Linked DNA regions of Homo sapiens: all the other regions are linked to region 2. The links are chromatin loops, found by intact Hi-C in ENCODE. Cell type or tissue: dorsolateral prefrontal cortex. All regions are shown on one strand.

The links. Hi-C counts contacts between places; a loop is a spot of excess contacts. Peaks named below come from ENCODE experiments on the same cell type or tissue, not always from the same donor. Only the 100,000 strongest peaks of a DNase experiment are listed, where the experiment ranks them.
Region 1: it touches region 2 in a loop (4-fold over the local background); 52 of 110 quality-filtered maps call a loop at or near these places.
Region 3: a loop joins it to region 2, with 9 times the contacts of the local background. A loop is called at or near these places in 5 of 110 quality-filtered maps.

The regions. Positions count from the first base shown.
Region 1 is chr4:37,379,115-37,387,114 of GRCh38, forward strand. The region is part of intron 3 of NWD2 (NACHT and WD repeat domain containing 2); the gene reads left to right. Among named protein-coding and RNA genes, the nearest start is that of PGCKA1, 71 kb to the right of the region's middle. In dorsolateral prefrontal cortex, CTCF peaks have their summits at 4,744 (motif pointing left) and 4,950; no DNase peak of the experiment used is centred here.
Region 2 is chr4:36,347,603-36,355,602 of GRCh38, forward strand. It overlaps LOC105374399 (a long non-coding RNA gene), which reads left to right and starts at 7,768. Exons shown (of 3, transcript XR_925195.3): 1 at 7,768-8,000. RefSeq lists an enhancer at 957-1,106. In dorsolateral prefrontal cortex, CTCF peaks have their summits at 3,677 and 3,877; a DNase peak (open chromatin) is centred at 3,669; H3K4me3 peaks cover 905 bases; H3K27ac peaks cover 3,007 bases.
Region 3 is chr4:36,281,268-36,289,267 of GRCh38, forward strand. It overlaps DTHD1 (death domain containing 1), which reads left to right and starts at 349. Exons shown (of 10, transcript NM_001170700.3): 1 at 349-762; 2 at 2,709-3,324. The coding sequence starts at 492. In dorsolateral prefrontal cortex, no CTCF peak of the experiment used is centred here; no DNase peak of the experiment used is centred here; H3K27ac peaks cover 8,000 bases.

The DNA of each region.
Region 1 (8,000 bases), 1.0 Mb after region 2:
TAATTCAGTGGAAAACCACATGACAGGGTTCATAAATTTATCCAGTGGTTTTTATACCTAAGGATAACACTTTCTGGTCTGTTTTGCAGGCTTTTCACAGGAAGAATTGTGATGGTCAGAGCCAATGTAGTCGGTCAAATCTAAGACTAAGAATAAATGTAGCAAACACATCCAACATAATTCTGTTGGAAGGACTTAAGCCATTTAGTCCGTCCAACAGAATGATGAGGATAGTACTGTTGTCTGCACTTCACAGAACAAACAGAGACACAGAGAGGTTGAGTAACTTTCCCAGAGCCACACAGTAAGTGGGGAGCCGGAATTCAAACCCTAATAGCCTAGTTTCAGGGTACATTCCCTTTTGTGTCATGCTTTTGTATTTCAAAAAGCACATGACATATGTTTTATTATTTAATCCTCTAAATACCTCCAGGAGGTATTCAGATTTTATAATGCTTTTTGTTGGTGTGGGTTCACTGAGACACGGAATTGTGGAGCAGAACTAACCCAGACCGTACATGAGTAGATGATGAAGTAGTCCCAACCCGAGGCCTCCTGACTGCAAGCCTGTGGCTCTCAGGGAGGTTTTGTTTTTGTTTTGCCAAGGAACACTTTCATTAAATAAAAACTGCATCAAACTCTGTTACAAATGAAGGTGTAACTGTTCTTAGTAGGGGACAGATGGGCACTTGGACTTCTCTCCTACCTGTACCTATTTCCATCCCACCCGCAGAGGCCCTAAATGGCTCCATAGAATACAACTGGAAGCCCACTGCTTTACCCCGTGTTATCTTTCAGATATATATATATTACATATATTAGCACTGGAAAGAGCAGAAATTACTGGAAACAACCGAAAAGTAAAGGCAAGAAGCATTTGAACTTGGCTCCGCCACTTGTTCTATGTTCATCTCTAAAATAAGAATAAGAATTAATGCATTTCATTGATTGCTTCTAGTGAGTCAAGCACTAAGCATTTTCTCACGTAATCCTTACAGCAACCCTGTGAGTTGCAGGTATTGTTATACCAATTTACAGATGAAAAATAAACGTTCAGATTAACTTCTCCAGGGCTACTAGGCTAGAAAATTGTAGTTGGAATTCAAAACCACATCTGTTTGACGATAAAGTCCGGACTCTTAACCTACCTAGGATTGGGGAAATTACATGAGACACAGCTCCTAATGTGTGCTGCAGTAGACAGTCAATAAATGGCAGATGTTATTTTGGGGGAGACTGTTTAAGAGTACGGACTCTGAAATCAGACCATCAGTATTTACATATCTGTTCTATCATATAATGTGTGACCTTGGACAAATGTTTTTCTCCCTCTAGGCTTTAATTCCTTCATTTATAAAGTTTGAATAATATTAAAACTTACTATACAATTTTTATGAAGATCAAATAGGATATTGTGTTTATGTTGCTTAGCACAGGGTCTTACCCATAGTATGCCTTAAATAAATGCTAGCTATGGTTATTATTAGGAACTATATGCTAAGGAATCACAAGCCAAAAAAAAAGTGGATTTCATGAATAGTCTACATTATCTCATTTTGTTTCACCAAAACTTCTGTGAAGTAAGTACTACATTATTTTCATATTACAAATGCTATTTTGAGAGGTGTTTTTAATTTCTTAAGTACTCACAGCTAGCAAGTGATGAAGCTAGAATGTGAGCAGGCAGGTGGAATTCGGAGGCTTCATCCACATTCTGTATTGATTCTGACAAACTATTTAAGATAAACGTTCCCCCCAGTCTTGATGGAGCCCAAGAGTTAGGGACTTAGCCAATCAGGAAATGCTCTTCTTTCTCCTGCTTAAATTCAGAACCAGTTGAAAGGTGGTTGCAGGAATCAGGTAGATGGAGATTAAAATCTCACCTTTTTTATGATAAAGCTATTGAAGGAAATGACTTAGATCCTAATGTCGAGCAAAATAATCTTTCAAGAGACAGAATGAACCACCCACTGGTGATCCTAACACGTCAAGCCTCCCCCCAAGCCCTAGCCCCACCCCAAGAAGCCTGAAATGTGCCCTGTGGAGGATTTGAGCTGAATTCCAGCACAGCTAGCATGGATTTGAGCAGACAGAGCCCAGAGTGAGGTAGAGAGGGCCGAGTCACTCATATCCCACTTCCTCTTCCCACGTCACCATCAGTGACTCCTGCTCTCCTGGGTGGAGTGAGTGAAGGTGGAGAAGAGCCCCGGGTGTTAATCTAATGGAGCTCCTCCAAATAGAAACACCTGGAGTGGGATATCGAATCCCATTTAACATCCCCAGGTTTGTCTTCTCTCAGCGTCACTGGGATCAGCCACTGAGACTCTGGGTTATCCCTCTGTATGGCTGCCACCTGGAGTGCGAGGAGATTAACATCTGTCAGGGCAGGACTACCTCCAACTCCATGAGGCCGCTCCCTCAGAGCCCACTACTGCTGCTTTGGGCATCCTCCCTTGGCTGTGTTTATTTTATCCTCTGAAAGCTCCAAACAGGACAGAAATACACAATTATGAAATTAATACCAAAGCTACTCTGCATCTAAAGTCAATCTGTATTCTATTTCCCATCCCCATTTACCTGTAACCACATTTCCAACTTCAGAGGTTCTGTACCAAGCTGAAATGACAGCCCATCTGTTGCAGAAGTGAAATGAAAATACTATAAACAGTTCTATATTTGAATATAAATCTCATTACAAAGGGAGAAATTAAAGTTTAAAAATCAATGTTCCAAAGAATTCAACTATGAAGTAGTTAAGTCACATTTCAAAAGAATTGATGTTGAAGAGAAAATTCTCTTGCTTTTGTGGGATAACATTTTTTTAAATTTCAAAATTGATCTGAATATTTTATCTGTTCAGTCTAATTCAGAGACATTCGTGACACTGTGGGCAAGCTTGGACTGTCCTCTCCTGGATGCGTGTCACTGCTCCAGCATCTCACAAATAAAATTTTACATTTCTCAAGAGAGAAGAAAACACAGCAAACACCCATGAAATGTAGAAAACAAGTTAGCCCAAGGCCCTAAAGAAGTTAGTCCAGGCATACTTGTATTTCGCAAATCCACACTTTGTGTTGCCAAAAACCACAGCAGAGATTTCAGGGGTAGCAAGTGAAAGACAGAGATCAGGAAAGTCCCGGTTTCCACCTTGCCAGGATGTCAGTGGGTCTGCGCCTGCACACCAGTGAACCTAGATTATTTAGGTTCACTACACCTGCACTCCAGTGAACCTAGATTTATTTAAGAGAATGCTGCCATCAAGAGATTGATTTTGGCCCTCTGTTTACCATATTAAGGAGGATGTTTTTCCCTAGGTGTACTGTCTTCCATCACAAGACATGACATTGACACATTCCTGCCTTGCAAATTTCGACATTTGGAATGGTGGCAACCTCAGCATCAAATTTTATTTGAGAGTTTCCTCAGTGGTAATGTTCCACACTTCTCTCTCCCCTTTTCCCCTGTGAGCCCGGGTTTCTAGCCTCCCAATGCTGCAGTGAGGAATGATTTTCACTGAATCAACAAATTTGTTCCAGCTGGAGAATTTCCTGAAATTTTATTTTTATTTTTTATATATTTATTTATTTATTTATTGAGGCAGGCTCTGGCTCTGTCACCCAGGCTGGAGTGCAATGGCGTGATCACGGCTCACTGCAGCCTCCACTCACCAGGTTCAAGCAATTCTTGTGCCTCAGCCTCCCGAGTAGCTGGGATTACAGGCGCACACCACCAGGCCTGGCTAATTTTTGGATTTTTTTTAGTGGAGATGGGGTTTCACCATGTTGCCAAGGCTGGTCTTGAACTCCTAAGCTCAGGCAATCCACCCACCTTGACCTCCCAAAGTGGTGGGGTTACTGATGTAAGCCACCGCACCCGGCCGCCTGAAAAAAACTCCTGAGCTGAAAGTGCTGTTGTTGTCTCAAGAGCCTGCTGACAACCATTTCTTCTGCTGTGTTCTCCTTAAAACACTTATCTTCCCTCAGACTTTGATTATTTGAAGCCTAAGGTGCATTTCTCTGTGTAATCTTTCTCTGCAGTAGCAGTCTTTTAGGAAGACCCGAGAATTTCTGACAATTTAACCTTAACTTGGTTTCTTCCCTTATCTAACACATATGGGACTAGCCCTGTTTACTAAATTTGAGGGCTTTCTCCCTCTCCCCCTTTGATTTACAGCCAAAACAATTTGATTTTCTAAGATATCTCTTTAGATTTCATCATGTGGGCTTTCCTGTGGTGAAAAATAATGAAATTATGTTCTTGATATGCCAGAGACGCCTACTTTTCAAATAAATTGTGCCTTTCTCTAGATTGGAGAATCCCACCTGGGTAATATTCTCCCATCAGATTAGCAGAGAACCTAAACCTGAACTGCTCTATTATTGGCCTGTCTGTTCACATAGAATATGTCTCATCTTGTCTGTGTCTTCTCTTTGAGTTCTGATCTCGTAGGTTTCTCAAGCAAGTCCCTCAGGGCATAGAAAACACCTGCATGCCCCCTACGCTGGCTCTATCACCTGAAAACTCACCTAGGAATTCTTTGAGTGTTATATGCTGCTTTCCGCAGCCTTTTCATATCACACCTGCCCACATAGGTAACTGCTTTGTACACTAACCCAGTCATCAGGATGAGAGTGCCCCATGGCTCTTACTTTGGACTCTGAACGTTTTTAGTAAGTTTGCAAAAGTTTTCTGGGTTTTTGCGCCCTCTAGAGGAGTAATTCCAAGTTGTTTTCTGAGATCCTGCCCTCTGTCTTTGGTTTTCACTGGGCCCAGGTCACCCTTTCTGATCTAGTAACAGATTAAAGATCTCTCCACTTTTCTTATTCACCCCTTTTTATTTTTTTATTTAATTTTTTTATAGTTAAATAAAAACCTGCAGGACGTGCCGGTCTGTTACATAGGTAAACATGTCTCATGGTGGTTTGCTGCATCTACCAACCCATCACCTAGGTATTAAGCCTCACATGCATTAGCTGTTTATCCTGATGCTCTCCCTCCCCACGTCTGATTCCCTTTTTAGGAGCAGACAGACTTAGGCACATCTTCTGGCTTTTAAACAGTTTATGTCTATCTAGCCTGTCTTCTAAGATGTCAGCCTTTCCCTCAGGGAAAATCTTTCTTTTCTTTAGCTTTTAATCAGTTTGCCTTCTTTATTTTGTTTCCAATCTTCCACTGCTCCTGATACCATTGTCAAACTGCAGCACATTCTTCAAAGCGTTTGCGTTCTTCCTTCATTCCCTGGTTCCTAGGGATAAGCCCTTGGGTTTGTAATAATTTTATTGAGTTGTTCTCTACCTCAACCCAAGAAGATGGCATATTCTGTTTATTTTGAATATATAATACTTTTTCTAGGTGACTCTTCAGAGCCTTTGGCAAGCCACATAATGACAAAAAGCCATATTCTCTCTTTTGTCCCTGAAGGTAGTTCATGGATTCTGAGACAGCCAAAATAATGCTGCCTCCTTGGGCCTGGTACTAGTCATTTAATGCTAGAACTGCTGGTGTTCACAGTGCACATGGAGCTCAGCTATGTCTTCTCTTGCAAGTTCTGGCCAACAGGCAGAGCTGAGAAACAGCAGCACAAAGTCATTCAGCCTCCAGATACATCTAAAAGACTTTTACCCCAAAGAACTTTCCATGTTTTGGCCTCCATTCTGACTGCTTTCCAAGGCTAGCAACTACAGCCCTACCTACATACCAATATCTTCTTGCCTGCATAAAAATAGCCATTCATCTGTGGACAGAGCCACCCTAAGTCAGGGTTGGAATCCTAAAGGGCCCACACTTGCTAAAGCCTGAAGTCTTCTGCTCAGCCACACCAGTTAGAAGCCAATGGTAATTAGCACACGTTGCTGATTACCCTGATTTGATCATTACACAATGTATATATGTATCAAGACATCATATTGTACCCCATAACCATGTACAATTATTATGTCAATTTAAAATAAAACTTAAAAAGCCAGTGGTAGAACCCAGCTTCATGGAGTGATGTAGACACCTGCCAGCTACCAAGATTAAAACACATGACCGATCCCAGCTGACCCTAGAGCCCCAACTGCCTTGACTGCAGGAAAAGCCTCTCTACTCTTGGTTTTCCAAATTCCCAATAACAGATATTGGGAATTTAGGGGATCAGTAAATATTACATCTTTCTTTCCCCTGCTTAAATTCTGAACCAACTGAGAAGCATAGGAGTTGGACAGGTGACAACTTAAAAAATCATCTTTTCTGTGAATCTAGCTGTTGGAAATCATCAGGCAAGTGGGTTTGCTAAAATTTCACCACCCTGACATACCCTCCTATAACTGGACTCCCACAAAGGGTCCTGATCCTGTGAAACTTGCTGCTCAAGAGGAACAGAGCAGCGTTCTCTCTGCCCACAGGTAAATACCAAAAAGAGATGCCTAATTTCATCTCCCAGAGCCTCCAAAGAATCATTCTGTGTGAGGACTGATTGAATAGGGGTGAAAAACCGGAAAGTGTTACTACAGTGAGGGTCCCCTCACATAGAAACATCAGGAGCACAACAAAAGTTCCACCTTAACACCAGGCTGAGGGGCCATGTCCACCAGGAAAGCATAAGCTACCTCATGAGAACAAGGATGAGAAACACAGAAACTGGTTGGACAAGATGTTATTAATGATATAAACATCCCTAATAGTATGATAGAAATTAACTGGGAGGAAGGATGGATTTGGGGTATTATTGATAATAATGTCTACCAAGTGCTCAGCACATGCCAGGAATTCTAAGTATATTCATTAGCTCAGATGTACCTGACCACAGAGTTTGAGCTCTTAACTATGTTACCATTCTTTGTTGTCTAAAACAGAGTACTATAAAGAAATACTTAATTTGGAGATTAAAGTTTTTTAAATCTCTGAAAATGTGTCCTTTCCTCAGCACATCACACTACCAAGGTGGTTGCCACAGAGCTGTTGTCATGTGAGGGCTCAAGAGGCTTTATTCCCTTGATTTTGGACATTTAGGGATTTTGTGAGATTTATCTGTGGTACTTGTTCATCATACTGAGTTTTGTTATTTCTCTATAAAGAAAGATTTCCAGGGATTTCTACAGCTAAACTCTGCTAATGTTGTCTAGAAGAATAAAAAAAGCAATCCTAAGTGTGTATTGAAATAAACTACAGTACACACACACACACACACATAAATTCCAAACAAAATTAAATTGACATGAAACCATCATGAATTTATAGGTCTTTTCCTAGCTTGAAAATTGAACATAGAAGTGTAGTGTGGTTTCTGAACTTTCTGGCATCCTTTTTCTACCCAAGCCCTAAATGTTGGAGTGTCCCAGGGTAGGTCCTGGGTGCTTACTGTACTCTCTGCAAATACAGGCTTTCCAGAAGATCTCCTGTATCCTAACTTAGCACTCAGGATCAACTGCACACCCTGAACATGCAGTCCCAGCTCTGACCTGTGCTCTGAGCTCTGGGCTCCCTATATCTGCTTGGATGTCTCACAAGCATCTCAAAGTCTGTATGTCCAGAGCAGAATTTTTTATATTATATTTGTTTGTAAACCTGCTTTTTCCCTACTTATACAGTTTGCATATTTGTCCCCTCCAAATCTCATGGTGAAATGTGATCACCAATATTGAAGGTGGGACCTAGTGGGAGGTGTTCATGGGGTGGGTCTCTCATGAATGAGTTGGTACCATTCCCACAGTAATGGATTCACGCAAGATCTGGTTGTGAAAGAGATTGGAACCTCCCTCCTCTCTCTCGGTCCCTCTCTTTCCGTGTGTCATGTCTGTTTCCTCTTCGTCTTTTGCTAGAATTGAAAGCTCCCTGAAGCCTCACCAGAAGCAGATGCTGGTGCCATGCTTCTTGTACAGCCTGCAGAATTATGAGCCAAGTAAACCTCTTTATAAATTACTCAGCTTCAGATATTCCTTGATAGCAATGCAGAATGGACCAACAAACCTAACCAATCAGTTCGGTAAATGAATCACTGTTAACTACATTATTCAAGC
Region 2 (8,000 bases):
AAAAAACCATTACAGTCACCATTTTGCTAATTATTAAGCATCAAATTTTATAAATAAAATCTTGTAACATTTATTATTTGAATTACCAAAACCTATGTCCATAGTCATCTTGATTAGATACTTACAGCATCTGGAGTGTAAATTCTTGATTACAGCAATTGACTATCACTAAAATGTAGCTTAAATGAACACATACATATTTCCTTGTATATTCTGAAGTATTTTATTATTATTAATTAATTAATTAATTAATTAATTTTTTTCACACAGGGTTTCACTCTGTTGCCCAGACTGGAGCTCAGTGGCATGATGTCACGGCTCACTGTAGCTTTGGCCTCCCAGGCTCAAGTGATCCTCCCACTTCAGCCTTCTAAATAGCTGGGAATACAGGTGCAGGCCTTTACACCTGGCTAATTTTTGTATTTTTTATAGAGATGGAGTTTCACCATGTTGCCCAGGCTAGTCTCGAACTCGTCGGCTCAAGCAATCCACCTTCCTTGGCCTCTCAGAGTTCTGGGATTACAGGCATTACCATGCCTCACCCTTCTGAAGTATTTTAGACTAAAATAGAAATACCTTAACAAATGAGGTAGGTAGGCTTTGAGCACATTATAATCTAATTTTCAAAATAGCTAAATCTTTTGGATAAAGTTTTGTTTTTCTAATCCAGTGTTTCTTAATGAGATGTTATTGGCATTGTGAAAGAAATCCGTTTTCAAAAAATTAACATGCACTGGCTCATAAATTGCAGACCATTCAGCATCCCTGACCTTGTCCACCAAATGAACAAAATGCCTCTCCATCCTAGTGAATGTGACAAGCCAAATATCTTACACATTGTTCTGGTTATGAGGGTTAGGGGTGAAAGAGTGGGTGTTGAGGACCATGTTTTAATCAGCTTTTGGTTGAAGTAGGGCATGAAAGAAAGGGGAAGAACATCTAACGGAAATTTAGAACATTATAAGCAAACCAGGGCTTTGCCTAAACTGTTCAACTGCTACCAGTATTTGCAAGAAATGTCAACTGCTGTCTGATGGCTTTTTCAGAAATGTTCTCAATGAGAAGTCCAAAACTGTGCTATAGAATAAGAAGTTTATCTAAGGTACAAAGTCAGCCTTTCTGAAGTCAGAAGAACAGGGAAATATTGAGTAAGGTCAAAATTGTGGCTGACACAGGCCAGGGGATTCCCTCTTAGCTTAACTAAGCATGACTTCTGTGATCTAACCTCACCAGAATGCCCCGTACTGCCTACACATTTTGACAGATGTCACAACGAGTCCTCAATTCCCTCCGCCTCTCCCAGGACTCCTCTGCTAGCATTCTCTCCCCACTACCTCTCGACATTGATTACCTAACATAGTAAATAATTTACTTACTAGTTATCATTTTTATTTACTTTCTGCAAATAAACACCTGATTTAATTTCCAGGGTGCTTGTCTCTTTTTTTAATTGATATATTCCTATTACTTAGAACTCTGTCTGGCACTCAGTGAATGTTTCTGTTTTGTTTTCCTTACTTTACAAGCGAGAAAACTCTTTCTGAGTTACAGCAGTAGAACCTGGATTAGAAGCCAGATGATTATATTTTCAAAGTCCTTTTTCTTTTACTTCCACCTTTCTACCCCTTTCCCTACACCCAACTCCCCACCATTTCTCTCTCTTCCATAATGTCTGATAATATTTTTTCAGTCTCTGAATACCCCGGACTGGATTAATTGTCTGTGGAACTCTATTTTAAATCCAGCTATAACATTTCTATACACTGTTGTAATTGCCTATTTATTTGTGCTTTTCTCCAACCAGTTTGTAAGTTTCTTGAGAGCTGAGGATTGAGTAGTGTTCATCAGTGAATTTTCAGTTCCCTGCACAGAACCCAGCACATAGTAGGCACTCAATACATCTTCACTGAATTAATTCATGAATAACATCTACACACTGACATGTTATTGGGATCCTCTTTTTGTGCCCTATATTTCTTATTGGAAGCAACTTTGTGGGGATAGTTGCCATGTCTGAGAAGGTAAAAAAATTAGCTCAGACTGTAAAAATCTGGCCCACCATTCATCAAGCTGGAATAACAGACACTGATGAAGCCACCTGCAAAGTTAACAGGAATCAGTGTTTCCTCCAAGCACATATTGCAGCTATAATATGTCCCCTTCTTTGAGTGACTGCTGCTTTCTTATACACTGAGACATTTTTGTTCTCCCAAATCATGGATTATCAGAAACCTTACTGCCTGAAATCATATCTGTGAGAAAGACGTATTCTTTTCTTGCCGGGAAGATCTAAGTCATTTTGACACAGAAAAGCATTCTTGATTTCTACCCAGTTGCAGAGCTTCAGATAAAGGGTTTCTGGATACAACACTGCATATCTATCTCAACATTCCTGTTTGCCAAGGAAGGAAAACTCTGGGTCCACTTTGCATTGCAGACCTGATGTTGACCCCTTTATACACAGCTCTGCTTTGCTTTCAGCCTATCAAAACACTAGCGTCCACCCTCCTCCTGTGTACTCAAATAACTCCATCTTTGCTTTTGTTTACCGAGGCACTCACAGTTCCTCTGTGTGCAAGCCCTTCATGGCAATGAATTAAGAAATCTAACTTTGTGGAATTTCAGGTGTGTCCCTGGTTGTCTTAGCCTGATGGGGACACTCCTGTGACCTTTCTGTTTTCCAGCCCAGTGTTTCTCAAATCAGCAGCGTATTAGAATTTGTAGGAGATTCCTGGAGCCTTTCTGAGAAATTCTGATTGAATTAGTCAGAGGCGTGTTCTGGGAATCAGAATTACAAAGTTCCCCAGTTGATTCTAATTTGTAGGCAAGGTGATATATGCCAAACTGACCCAGGATACAGGATACCCTGGAGTGGATATTCAAATTCAGTTTCACAGGACCAAAACAACCTTCTAACTCAAAATCTTTGGCTATGTACCTGAGTATTCTGTAAGGTTAATGAAGACCTCAAGTCACACTCTCACCATGGAAGATTAAAGACATTGCCTATCATATTCCACTTCTTGTCCAAAACACTTTCTCAATTTTTATTTTTACTTTTCATGATTACTACTGAACCAAGGGTAACATAGGAGGGAAAAAAAGGAAACAGTGCAAGCTCTGTCCTATGCTGAATATCCATTTTTTCCTCTTAGAGTCCTCATTTGAGATGATTTATCTGTTCACAAGAATAAGCAGGGTGGAGTGGGGAGCCGAGGAGCTGAGGCACGGAATTGGACTGGTTGGGAAGGAGGAACACTTGGCTTAATCCCCCATCAACAGCAGAACTCAAATTTAAAATTGTAGTTAATGAGAAGAGCCCACCACTATCACAAAGATTAACTGACTTCCCTGGAAGCTGCTCGGTGTGCACCTTTAAACCTGGTTCTATGAATACATGTCACCTCCATCTATAAACTTTGAATTAATATTTTTGACCTTTTCTCTCTATTTAAAGGATAAAATTATATTCCACTGCATTTGTACATGCTAAAAAATTTAAAATACACCGCAATATATTCTATCTTTATTAGACTTATTTTTGGTAATTTTTACATATGCCAAGAGCCTCAGAAATTTGAACTGATCCAAGCCTCACTCCACCTGAAAGGCCCTGTTTATGCCAGTCAGCCTGAAACTCTTCTTTAGAAATAGTCACTGCAAATGCCTAGATGCCACCACGAGGGGGCCTCTGTGTCACAGATAAAATTAAGGAAATGTTCAAGACCTCACAAATTCCTTTATGTAGTGAAAGACCTGCTCTGCAGGATACTTTTTTTTTTTTTTTAATTATGAAGTTATTGTAGAATTAGAGGGAATAATTTCACCTATGGCCAATATACTGTCAATGCAATAGTACATTATTTTGTGGCTAATGTAGTGTTCTAATGTTCTGAAATGTCTAATTTCCATTCACTGTGAAGAAACAAAGTACTATCTACAAGAACTGGTGCATTATAGAGGTCTTTACATTACAGTGTATCTTCTGTTTCCTTAATCAAAGCAACTGTAATGATGACATATATTATTGATCATTAGAACTGACTGTAATTTCTCTGAATTACTGGGAAATGGAAACTGAAAATATAAACTATGGATAGTACTATGAAATAAATGTACTTTTGATTAAATTCACTCTCCAATAAATGCTACTGACTGACATTCTAAAGAATTACCTTCTTGATTTTGAAATGTTCTGAACAAGGGTGCTTCTGTGGTTTGTTGGTTTACAAAAAGTGGCTAGCATACATTAAAAGTGAATATCTAAATTAGGATGATTTTTAAACAAATAATTGGGTGATATTTTCCAGAATATTTTTAGTTATAATTTTAAAGTAATGTATTTTGTGAGATAAATTCTAAACAAAGCTGAATATTATGACTCCTTCCACATTACATCTCTAAGCACATAAACCAACAATGTGGTGTCAGTAAAACAGCCCCTGAACATAAAGCAAAAATGAGCAGCATAATTGAAAACCATTAACTATATAAAGATGAGCACTAAAATGAGACTGATTGTATTAAAATATTTGCTGCTCTTCTGTGGGGGAATTATGCATTCTGCCCCATGGATGTTATGCTTGGTGATATGATTTAGAGTACCCATGAAATATGAATGCCATATTTAAGCAGAAGCTTTAAGAGCCATGGGGTGGTTCCACCATGTTCCTTTCCTCTCTGCCTTGAGAGGATCAGTGGTTTAGGGAGGGGTGTTTCATTGGCCTAGGTCCTGAAGCATGGGAGAGATCCATAGCCTACTTGTGATAAGCAGCATGCAAATATGTAAAAATGCATTTTTTTTATTGTTGTAAACCCCTATTATCCTGACCGATACAACTAATTTACTAAGCATAAGGAAGAAAACACTGTATGGCTATTAAAGATATCTGACTTCAATGTTGATCAAAGAAGTAGCAGAACCAGTAGCCCTACAAGCAAGGGAAAGAGAAGGAAAATGCAAAGATTGAAATTATTGCTGGTGTTAGCAGCAGACTGCTGCAGCAAACCAGAGACATTAGAAGTCCTTATAAAAGTGGTAAGCCACTTTTATGCCACTGTAGAAAGATTAATACTAGGTGCCAATTTATTGAATATTAACTATGTGCCAAGATCTTTTTGTGTATAATCTCACTTTATTCTCATAAGCATCCTTCAGTTCAGCGCTATTATTTTTCTTTCTCAATGATGAAACAGGCTTTGAAATGTTAAGTTCATTCATTTACATATTCCTTGTTCATTTGTTCACTTTTTCACTCATAATTCAATCAACAAATATTTCTTAAGCACCTATTATAAATAAATCAGGTGGCAAAGTTAGGTTTTTAACCCCTCCCTTTCTGATTTCAAAGTCCATGTCTTCTCCATTGCATGGAATTCTATAGCATACAGAATTGTAGGATGACTCTCTCAGATTTACCATCCTCTTGTCATATACACTCAATAATTCCCCACATTATGAATTGAAATGGATTTAACTCATAGGATTTGGTAATGTTATATGGAATTAGGAAAGTATTCAGCTGGGCCTGACCTAGTCACCTGAGCCCTTTTTTGACTGGTCTCAGCAGGGGAAGTCAAAAGCAGCATGAATGAAATTCCAGTTGAAGAAGGTTCTCCATTCCTGAAGTAGAAGGGGCCACCTGGTGAAGCTCCAAGTGTAGCCTCTATTTTTTTCTTAATTCAAAAAAATTTTTTGTAGTGATGGACTCTTTCTATGTTGCTTTTGCTCAGTCTGGTCTTGAACTCCTGGCCTCAAGTAACGCTCCCACCTCGACCTCCCAAAGTGCTGGGTTTACAGGTGTCAACCACTCCACCCCTCCCAAAGATAGCCTCAAGAAGAAGAGAGAAATCCTCACTGACAGCTAGCAATACCATAGGGACATCAGTCCTACAATAACAAGGAAATGAATTTTGACAACAACCTGATGGAGCTTGGATGTGTATCTTTCCCTAGCCACAGCTCCAGATGGGGACACAGCCATCTGCACCTTGAGTTCACCCTTCTGAGATGGACCCTGATCAAAGGACTAGCTAGAATGTGCTAGACTCCAACTATAGAAACAGTAAGGATATAAATAGGTGCTATTTCAAGTCACTACGTATGTGATAACCGGCTACAAAACAATAGAAAACTAATGCCCTCTTAGACTGATAACTTTAAGTCATTAATACAAATATTAATTATATTTAGAATTATCTTCATAGAAGGTAGGAAAGTAGAGTTCAGAAATATGCTTGATCAGTAAAGAGTAAGGCAAAAAAAAGATGAGAAATAATTTTACTGTAAGATTGCTAAGTTGCCTTCTAAATTGTAGAGCATGTGATTTTATTTTCTGATTTGATGACCTCTCAAGTCCCTTTTTAAAGTAATCGTATGAATTTTATTATTTCACCATATGCACTAATTGAGATTTTTGTTGAATATGGGTGAAGGTTTCTGAATTGTTGTGGTCCACCCATATTATACGACTTTGAACAAGAAATACTTTCCGGAGCCATGAGTCATTTAATTTAAATATTTCCCTATTTGAAACTTTGGCATGACTGCACAATTCTCTGTAGCAGTTAGACTAGCATTCTTAATTCTTTTATTTATGTGGACTCAGAAGCCCATTCAAAAGATTTCCCCATGGTGACAGTATGAACAAGTATAAGGGGACTTTCATTTCTATAGTCTTTTATTTATATGCACATATTTCCTACAATAACCTTGAACTCTCCCCAGTATTTTTTCTCTGTTGTTATTTATGTAGCATAGGTTAAATATTCATTGAGCATTGAATTTTGGGGGGCAAGTTCCAAGATTTTTGTGTAAGATTATTTTTTATTTAACCTTAGTATTCTTCTGTAGCAAAAACTTCATGAATAGTTTTAATTTTTCCTATACATAAAATGTATCTATAATAAAATGTCACTTAGCTAAACTACATGGAAAATAAATGATTTTAGTTTTTAGGGAATTTCTTTCCAATTTCAAGGTCTATGGTAAATATTACTTGGTATTATTAGAGGGCTTAGGACAACATTCTATAAGAGAGCGTAAACAACATGGTCTTGAAAGTTTACTGAGTTTACAAATAGAAAAATAGGGCACAGCAGCAGCAAATTGTTCATCTAACCTACAGCTCTATGAAATGAAGTCTTGAAATGAGAAATTATTCTCAGATCCATTCCTCAGCAATGAATCTCCTAGTGTTTCCCTTGAAGTGTGCTCCATTATTCATTGGTATTTACAATTAGAATGCCCTATTTCCAGATCTGATTTTCTTTCTTTTTTTTTTTCATTTTAACTTGTTACATTGAATTATATGTCTTCATTCAAGAAAACAATCCTACTTTCTCTTTGTTTAGTAACATTGTTTCAATTGATGTCTTAAATTGCGTTTATAGAAGCAATGATGGCTTGGCTTGGCTTGGTTTGGCTTGGGGTTTCCAATGTTTTGAATAGCATGTAAACAACTTAAACTGCCACTCCAATCCTAATCATTTAATGGAATGTGATCTCTCTCTCTCTCTCTCTTTTTTTTTTCTTTTTTGAGACAGGGTCTCGCTCTGTCAACCAGGCTGGAGTGCAATAGCGTGATCTTGGCTCACTGCAACCTCTGCCTTCCAGATTCAAGCGATTCTTCTGAGTAGCTGGGATTACAGGCACCCGTCACCACACCCAGCTGTTTTGTGTGTGTGTGTATGTGTGTGTGTGCATGTGTGCTTTTAGTAGAGACGGGGTTTTGCTGTGTTGGCCAGGCTGGTCTCGATCTACCCACCTCGGCCTCCCCAAAGCGCTGGGACTACAGGCGTGAGCCACCACACCTGGCCAGAATGTGATATATCTAAAGGAGTTATTTATCTAGTTTATAAAATCTTGGAAAGAAACAATCTATCTTCTGGAGGAGACTCTGAGGTCTGAGCATATAAAATTGTACAGGCTGTGAAGTTACTGCCCTATGACATATAAGAGAGCATCATTATTAGATTATGGGTTAGAGGTCCCGAGTTCC
Region 3 (8,000 bases), 66 kb before region 2:
CCTATGCTCCCTGATTATTTAGAAGCAAAATCAGACATCACATTATTTCATTCATAAATATTTTTAAGTTTACAGGAATCCTGCCAGCAATATTGTTCATACAGTTTACCTTTGATTAATAAACTTCTTACCCTACCTGGAATCTGTATTTTGTTGCCTCAAAACTTGAAAAGTATTTGGTACTTCCACAGTATATTGAATTTGTAAAACTTACACAGAGAGTTGGATCATGTGAGTCAGCTCTACCCCAGTGATTAATGTATTCTGTACACAGTAGCACCCATGGTACAGGAACGCCCCTTCTTCGGTCACCTAGTAACTTTTCACTAGTCAACACCAAACTGAATAACCACTATGTTGTGAGAAAGTGCTGGGCTAGCTGACTCGGATCATCTCCTAGAGTTTAGGAGAAATAACAATCACAAAGTTTGAATTTGCAAAACCTTTAGGCTTTGCTGGCAGGAGAGAAAATACCACTTTTGGATCATAAAATGGATATGGAATACATGGGCTCAGGTAAACTGGGCCAAATATTGAAGCAGATTTGGAGACAAAACCAGATGCTAAAGCAGGCACTCTTGGGTGATGACCTTTGTGAGGGGGCTGGTGGGGCCACTTGGATGGCCACTGTGGTCTTTCTGGGTCAGGAACTCAGCAGTGCCCTTCACCAGCTGCTGGAGCACACCTCAGGCACCCTGCGTTCCACCTGCCAGCAGCTGCATGTGCTGCTTGACAAAGAGAATCAATGTGTCTCGAGAAAAGGCAAGTATTCTTTTTTTTAGTTTATTCTTTCTCTAAGAAATATTGATTAGGGCAAGATCTGAGAGGGGCTATGAGTATACCAGATAGGCTAAGATAGAGTTTCTGTCCACAAGAGACTAACAATTTCAAAGGGGAAATAAGTTGAGACAAATGCACAATAATGCCAGGGACATTGGGGCCAGTCCCATTAGAAACACATGAATGAAGTGCTTTTGGACTTCAGAAGCAGTTTAAATCCCATCTGTAGGGTGGGGAATTGAGAAGTTTGCTAGAAAAATGTAGTATTTAAGCTGAAGCTTAAAGAGTGAATTGGATTTATGCAGCAGGAAAGAGAGAGTCGGTAATTTTAGTAGGATCCAAGACTTAGAGACAGGAAAATACAGGCCACTGAGGCAGAGCTAGTAGTTTGTTTTTTATATCAGAATATAGTATTCTATCTCTAGGGTCATTTGAGCTTAGCCTTATTGATTGCAAAATTACTGGGAAGACTGGAGTGGGTTGGGATAGGGAATTGGATCCCCATGCACTGGGGCTGGAGAGGGATTCTTGGGAATAGGTCCAGTTATGGATGTGGAAAAGTACAGTAAGGCAGGAAGAATGTGGAATCTGATGAATATAATCCTAGATAACAACAGTTACTCCAGATAAGCATATAGGTGGCATCATGAAATTCAACTCTAAATAATACAGTATCAAGATAAGTGGGCAGGTTCCATCTATGAGGAAATCCAGGGTAGATGATGTTAAGAAATTCAATCTAAAGGGCAAATAGTGGGCATCAGGGAAATCTGTCTAAAGGCAGCATGACTGAGAAGCCATCAGCTGCAGCCCACAATGAGACCTTTAGCCTCTGGAGGGAGTGGAACATGGTCTTTGGCAATATAACAAGCAAATATATATTCAGAAAAAAACAAGGACTTGGTTACCAGAATAGGAGTTAAAAATAAAGACAAGTTCTCAGGTATAAGACAAAAACAAAACAAAACAAAACACAAGTTGTCAGAACTGGATCCCAAAGAAAAGCCCTGACTGGTGAAGGGATGATTTGGTGATGGCTTTAAAAACACTAAGCTATGGGGCCTTAAATTACCTATTCTTTAGTTCAGAACTGAATTCTAAAGACTAGAGAGGTACTAAGCCTGCAAGAAGTCATCAGGTGACCTCAGTAGTGAGGAGAAGCAGGATGAACAAATAGGAGAGTGGGAAGAATGATGACGGAGTGAGAGATTATATAAGATTTGATCATGCTAAGAGTTTACTTCAGAGTGAAGAAGGTTGACCTGAGTTAGTAGGCTTTGAGTAGCCACTTCAGGTTCCAATCAGAGAATTGGTATGGTCAGAGCTATTCTCTGAAGGACTAATTTGAAAATTTCCAATGCTCACAAATTCATCAGGAGGAATAGTATAAACCTAATCCAATTCTTATAGCAGTAAACTAGGCTCCAAAACAAAGCATCTACATTGGCAGAAATAATGGAGGTATGGTGTTTCTGCCACCCAAGCCTCATCTGGAGTGTTCGCCTAATTTTCAGCCCAGCATTTTAAATGGATCATTGATAAACTATTGTACATCCAGTGGTAAAAGAAGAGTTCTCAAAATCATACCAAATGAAAAACAATTGAGGGAGATGTTGACTTCAGTTCTTATTGGGGGAGCAAGAGGTTATGACATTTGTCTTTAAATATTCGAAGTATCTTTATAAGCAAGAGGGATTAGATTTACTCTTTGCTACCATGTTAAAAATGGTTTGTTGTCAATCCTACAATTGTTAAAAGAGTGACAGTTATACAATTACTTCTCCTTCAGGAGTTTGGCTTAAATGCACAGTAAAGGTCTTTGTAGGTTTCTAAAATTATCTTGCCATGTTTCATTAGATGTCAGTGCAGAAACATAATTTGGTTTAGTTTTGTATTTATTCTTTGTGTGTCCATGTATGTGTGTGTAGAAATCATTACTTTCATAGACTGCCTCATAAAAATAACTGAACATTTGGGGAGCACTGCTGCACTTCTAAAGAAAGAAGAAAAGGAGATTTGTAATTTATGCGGCATGCATGATGAATGTACTCCACAGCAGACAATGTCCTCCATTCAAGATACCAAAGCAGCAGACATTGCTGCAAGAGGGGAACTAAATGTCATAGAAACAGCTACTGTTTCTCCCACAAATGGAGAGGAAAGTCATTACACAAACCAGGTCCAGTTAGAAAAAAATAAAACACATATGAGTTCAGCATTAGTGGAAAAAGAAAACAATACATCACTGAATGGACGTGTACTGGGGCAAGAAGAGTCACAGAATAAAATGTTCCCAGATAATGCAGAAAATGAAGATGATAAACAAATAGAACACATGACTGTTGAGAACATAAATGGCAACAGGGAAGAGACTCATGGCATAATTCAGACAACAGAGACAGAAATTCAAGAGACTTCAGAAAGCCCAAGAGAAGAGATGACCACATCCTCAATAATATGTGATATCTCCAAGAAATATATAAATAGTACTCTTCCCAATGATTCAGAGAATATAAAGCACAAGAATAACATAATGGAAAAGGAGTAAGTAAATGCAATGTGGGAAGTGCTTAAGTATGCCTACTTATATGTGTGTTTCTATAGTTAGTACATGTCTTAGTTCATTCAGGCTGCTACAACAAAACATCATAAAGTGAGTAGCTTTTAAACAACAGATATTTATCTCTCACAGTTCTGGAGGCTTGGAAATCCAAAATCAAGGTGCTAGCAGATTTGGTGTCTGGTGAGGGCTTTCTGGTTCATAGAAGGTGCCTTCTTGCTGTGTCCTCACATGGTGGAAAAAGTGAACAAGCTCCCTTGGGCCTGCTTTATAAAGACATTAATCTCATTCATGAGGGCTCCACCCTCATGACCTAATCATATCCCAAAAGGACCCACCTCCTAATACCATCACCTTGGGGGTCAGGATTTCAATGCATGAATTTTGAGGAGACACAAACAGTTAGACTATAGCAACATGCATAGTATTTCCATTTCATACCTCCCAAAGATATTGTAATCAGTAATTCAGCTTAAATCACTCCTATAAAAATTTATATGGCCACTATTATTAATATTGTTTATTTCTTATAGCTTTAAGAAACAAACACATTACATTTTTTTAAAGAGGAAGGAATTGAGTAGATACGAAAGTAGTTAAAATGAGCAATTGTCCAGATCATGAATACTTTGCAAATTACTACGAGTTCAAATATAATAAGAAAAACTAGAAGACTGTAGGGTGTTAGAAGATTTGGAGAGAATGTTTTAGCCTCAGATTCACTTTATTTATATTCTCAAGAAAATCATTATGAGTTTTAAACCCGTGTCTGTAGAACTCTAGGGATTTTATGGATGAGCTTTGGGAGGTACTTAAAATTGAATGTGTATGTTCAGACCTATTTCATTTCCTTGGATATGGTCTAGAACTGTCATCAGATTCTCTAGGAGACCATAACTTCAAAAAAGTGAGAAAGACCAATCTATTTTATAAATTTTCTCTCCTGTGCAAAGAGGTAATAAGGCCCTATTTGTCCGTATAAAATAAGATATTCACAGACCATATTTTCCCAGACAAACATAACACGCTTAGAAGTGAAAAAAAAAAATATGTGTTTTGGGCATCAGACAAACTTAAATTTCACTTTCTGTTTTATTACATACTAATTCTGTGACCCTGGGCAACTTGCTTCATTTCTCAGCCTAATTTACTTATTTGTAGAAATAATATATACATCCTGGGATTATTTGGTAAGGTCAAATGAGAAAATCACTTAAACGACCTAACACCAGGCCACTTTTTCAGATATTCACACCAGGTAAATGTTAGTCTATTCATTTATTTTAGCTCCAAAAACTCTCACTTTCTTCACCTGTCACTCACTACCATTGTTCCATTACCCCCATCTCTGCTTTGATGTACTGATGCTCTTTCAGGTGTATGATACCATTTTGAGGACTATGATCTTAGGCAAGTCATTTTGCTCACCTTGACCTTAGTTATCTCGCCCATAAAATGAAGAGGTGGTTCTAATTTGGCCGTAATGTTTCTACAGGTCAGAGTCTGATGAATTCTATGGTTGAGGATATTCAGTGCATGATAGATCCACATGATTTGTAAGAATTACCGCTCCAACAAAACAACTGCTAAAGTAGTCTATATGTGGTTACCTGTTTCACTTGAGAAAAACATTGAAGCTCCATATTCTCACATTCAGAAATGACTCAAAGCATCGGTTAATGAGTCATTGCCTGAACTACTCCCTCTAACACCTCCTTTAGGTGTTTCCTGGTTAGTGACTTCCTCTTTGCAGCACCCAAACCAATTGTGCTTGGCTTGTATATTTCAGAAGTTGAGTACTCATTGCAATCCCTCGGCCTAGGAAGCCATCATGCCACATAAAAGATGTGTGTGATAAACAAAACCTCACTCAGAATGTGTTGTCAATTCCCCCGTATAGCTTTCTGAAAGCAACCTATCTCTTCCTAGCTGTCCTGGTGTATACAAAAAGGGAAAATAAGGCTAGAGTAAACCAATGTGATTACAGTCATCGGTTACTTAATGATGGGGACATGTTCACAGAAATGGATGGTTGGGTGATTTTGTCAATTGTGCAAACACTGCAGAATGTGCATACACAAATCTAGATGGTATAGCCTACTGCACGCTTAGTCTACATGGTATAGCATATTGCTCCCAGGCCACAGACCTGTAAAGTATGTTACTATACGGAATACTTTAGGCAGCTAAAACACAATGCTAAGTATTTGTGTATTTAAACATATCTAAACATAGAAATGGTACAGCAATAATACAGTATTATAATTTTTAAGACCACCATTATATGTGCAGTCCATTTTTGACTGGTATGCCTTTATGTTCTATATACCTGTATTTTATTTTTAAAAGTTTTAATTTAAAAATTTTTCTTATTTTTTTTTATTTCAATAGGTTTTAGGGGAACAGGTGGTGTTTGGTTACACGAATAAGTTCTTTAGTGGTGATTTCTGAGATTTTGGTGCACCCATCACCTGAGCAGTGTACACTGTACCCAATGTGTAGTCTTTTATCCCTCACCTCCCTCCCACCCTTTCCCCAGAGTCCCCAAAGTCTATTGTATCATTTTTATGCCTTTGCATCCTCAGAGCTCAGCTCCCACTTGTAAGCGAGAAAATAAAATGTTTGTTTTTCCATTCCTGAGTAACTTCAGTTAGAGTAATGTTCTCCAATTCCATCCAGGTTGCTGTGAATGCCATTATTTCATTCCTCTTTATGGCTGAATAGTATTCCAGGGCATGATATAAATATGTATATGTAACAATTTCTTTATCCACTTGATTGATGGGCATTTGGGCTGGTTCCATATTTTTGCAATTGTGAATTGCGCTGCTATAAACATGAGTATCCATGTATCTTTTTCACATAATGACTTCTTTTCCTCTGAGTAGATACCCAGTAGTGGGATCGCTGGATTGAATGGTACTTCTACTTTTAGTTCTTTAAGGATTCTCCACACTGTTTTCCATAATGGTTTTACTAGTTTACATTCCCACACACAGTGTAAAAGTGTTCTCTTTTCACCACATCCACACCAACATCTTGTTTGTTTGTTTTTTGATTATGGCCATTCTTGCAGGAGTAAGGTGGTATTGCATAGTGATTTTGATTTGCATTTCCCTGATCATTAGTGATGTTGAGCATTTTTTCATATGTTTGTTGACCATTTGCATATCTTCTTTTGATAATTGTTTATACATGTCCTTAGTTCACTTTTTGATGGGATTGTTTGTTTTTTCTTCTGGATTTGTTTGAGTTTCTTGTTGATTCTGGATATTAGTCCTTTGTCGGATATATAGATTGAGAAGATTTTCTCCCACTCTGTTGGTTGTCTGTTTACTCTGCTGATTGTTTATGTTGCTGTGTAGAAGCTTTTTAGTCTAGTTAAGTCCTATATATTTTTGTTTTTGTTGCATTTGCTTTTGGGTTCTTGGTCATGAAGTCTTTGCTTAAGCCTATGTCTAGAAAGGTTTTTCTGATGTTATCTTTTTAAATTTATTTTATTTTATTTTGAGATGGAGTCTTGCTCTTTCGCCCAGGCTGGAGTGCAGTGGCACGATCTCAGCTCACTGCAACCTCCACCTCCCAGGTGCAAGCAATTCTCCTGTTCCAGTCTCCTAAGTAACTGGGACTACAGGCGCCCACCAGCATGCCAGCTAATTTTTACATCTTTAGTAGAGACAGGATTTCACCATATTGTTCAGGCTGGTCTTGAATTCTTGACCTCAGGTGATCCTTCCGCTTCGGTCTCCCAAAGTGCTGAGATTACAGGCGTGAGCCACTGTGCTGGGTCTCTGATGTTATCTTCTAGAACTTTTTTTGGTTTCAGGTCTGATTTTATGGTTTCAGGCCTTGATACATCTTGAGTTGATTTTTGTATAAGGTGAGAAACGAGGATGCAGTTTCATTCTTCCACATGTGGCTTGCCAATTATCCCAGCACCATTTGTTGAATAGGGTGTCCTTTCCTCAGTTTATATTTTTGTAAGCTTTGCTGAAGATCAGTTGGCTGTAAGTATTTGGCTTTATTTCAGGGTCCTCTTTTCTGTTCCACTGGTCTATGTGTCTATTTGTATACCAGTGCCATGCCACATAACTGTATTTTACTGTCTAGCCTAAATCTATTTGACTAGGGCTAAAGAGAATGGAACCATTTAAAAGTCACCTTGTTCTACTTCATCTGTCAGTTGAGAAACATAACTCCTGGAAGAAAAGTGTATTCAGATGGTTTCCAAGGCACAGAGGAGAGTCATTCCTAAAGTTATACAACGCTGGGTCACTGTATCCTCTATTAAACAATGTTTCTCATTTTCTGAATTATTTTTATCACCATCACCAAAGAATACTCAAGCAGAACAATGTGCTGAGTCACTTTCTATTCCTTCTAACTATGAGTTTAGAATTGTAAACATAAATCAATGACCCTCTCTGCAATTTCTACATATTTTTTGGATTTCTATGTTAAATTGTGCTTTAAAATTCTATTTACAAGTAATTGAAAAACGTCTAAAATCTGATTATTTTAGAGCTGGACATTAATGCTATGTTATATATAGATCCTCTTATTTCTCTTCAACATTTCCAGTATTTCAATCATTTCACTGGTATAAATGAGAAGTAGTAAAAAAAGAGGAACTCAAGTTGGTAATTTTAATGTAGAAAAT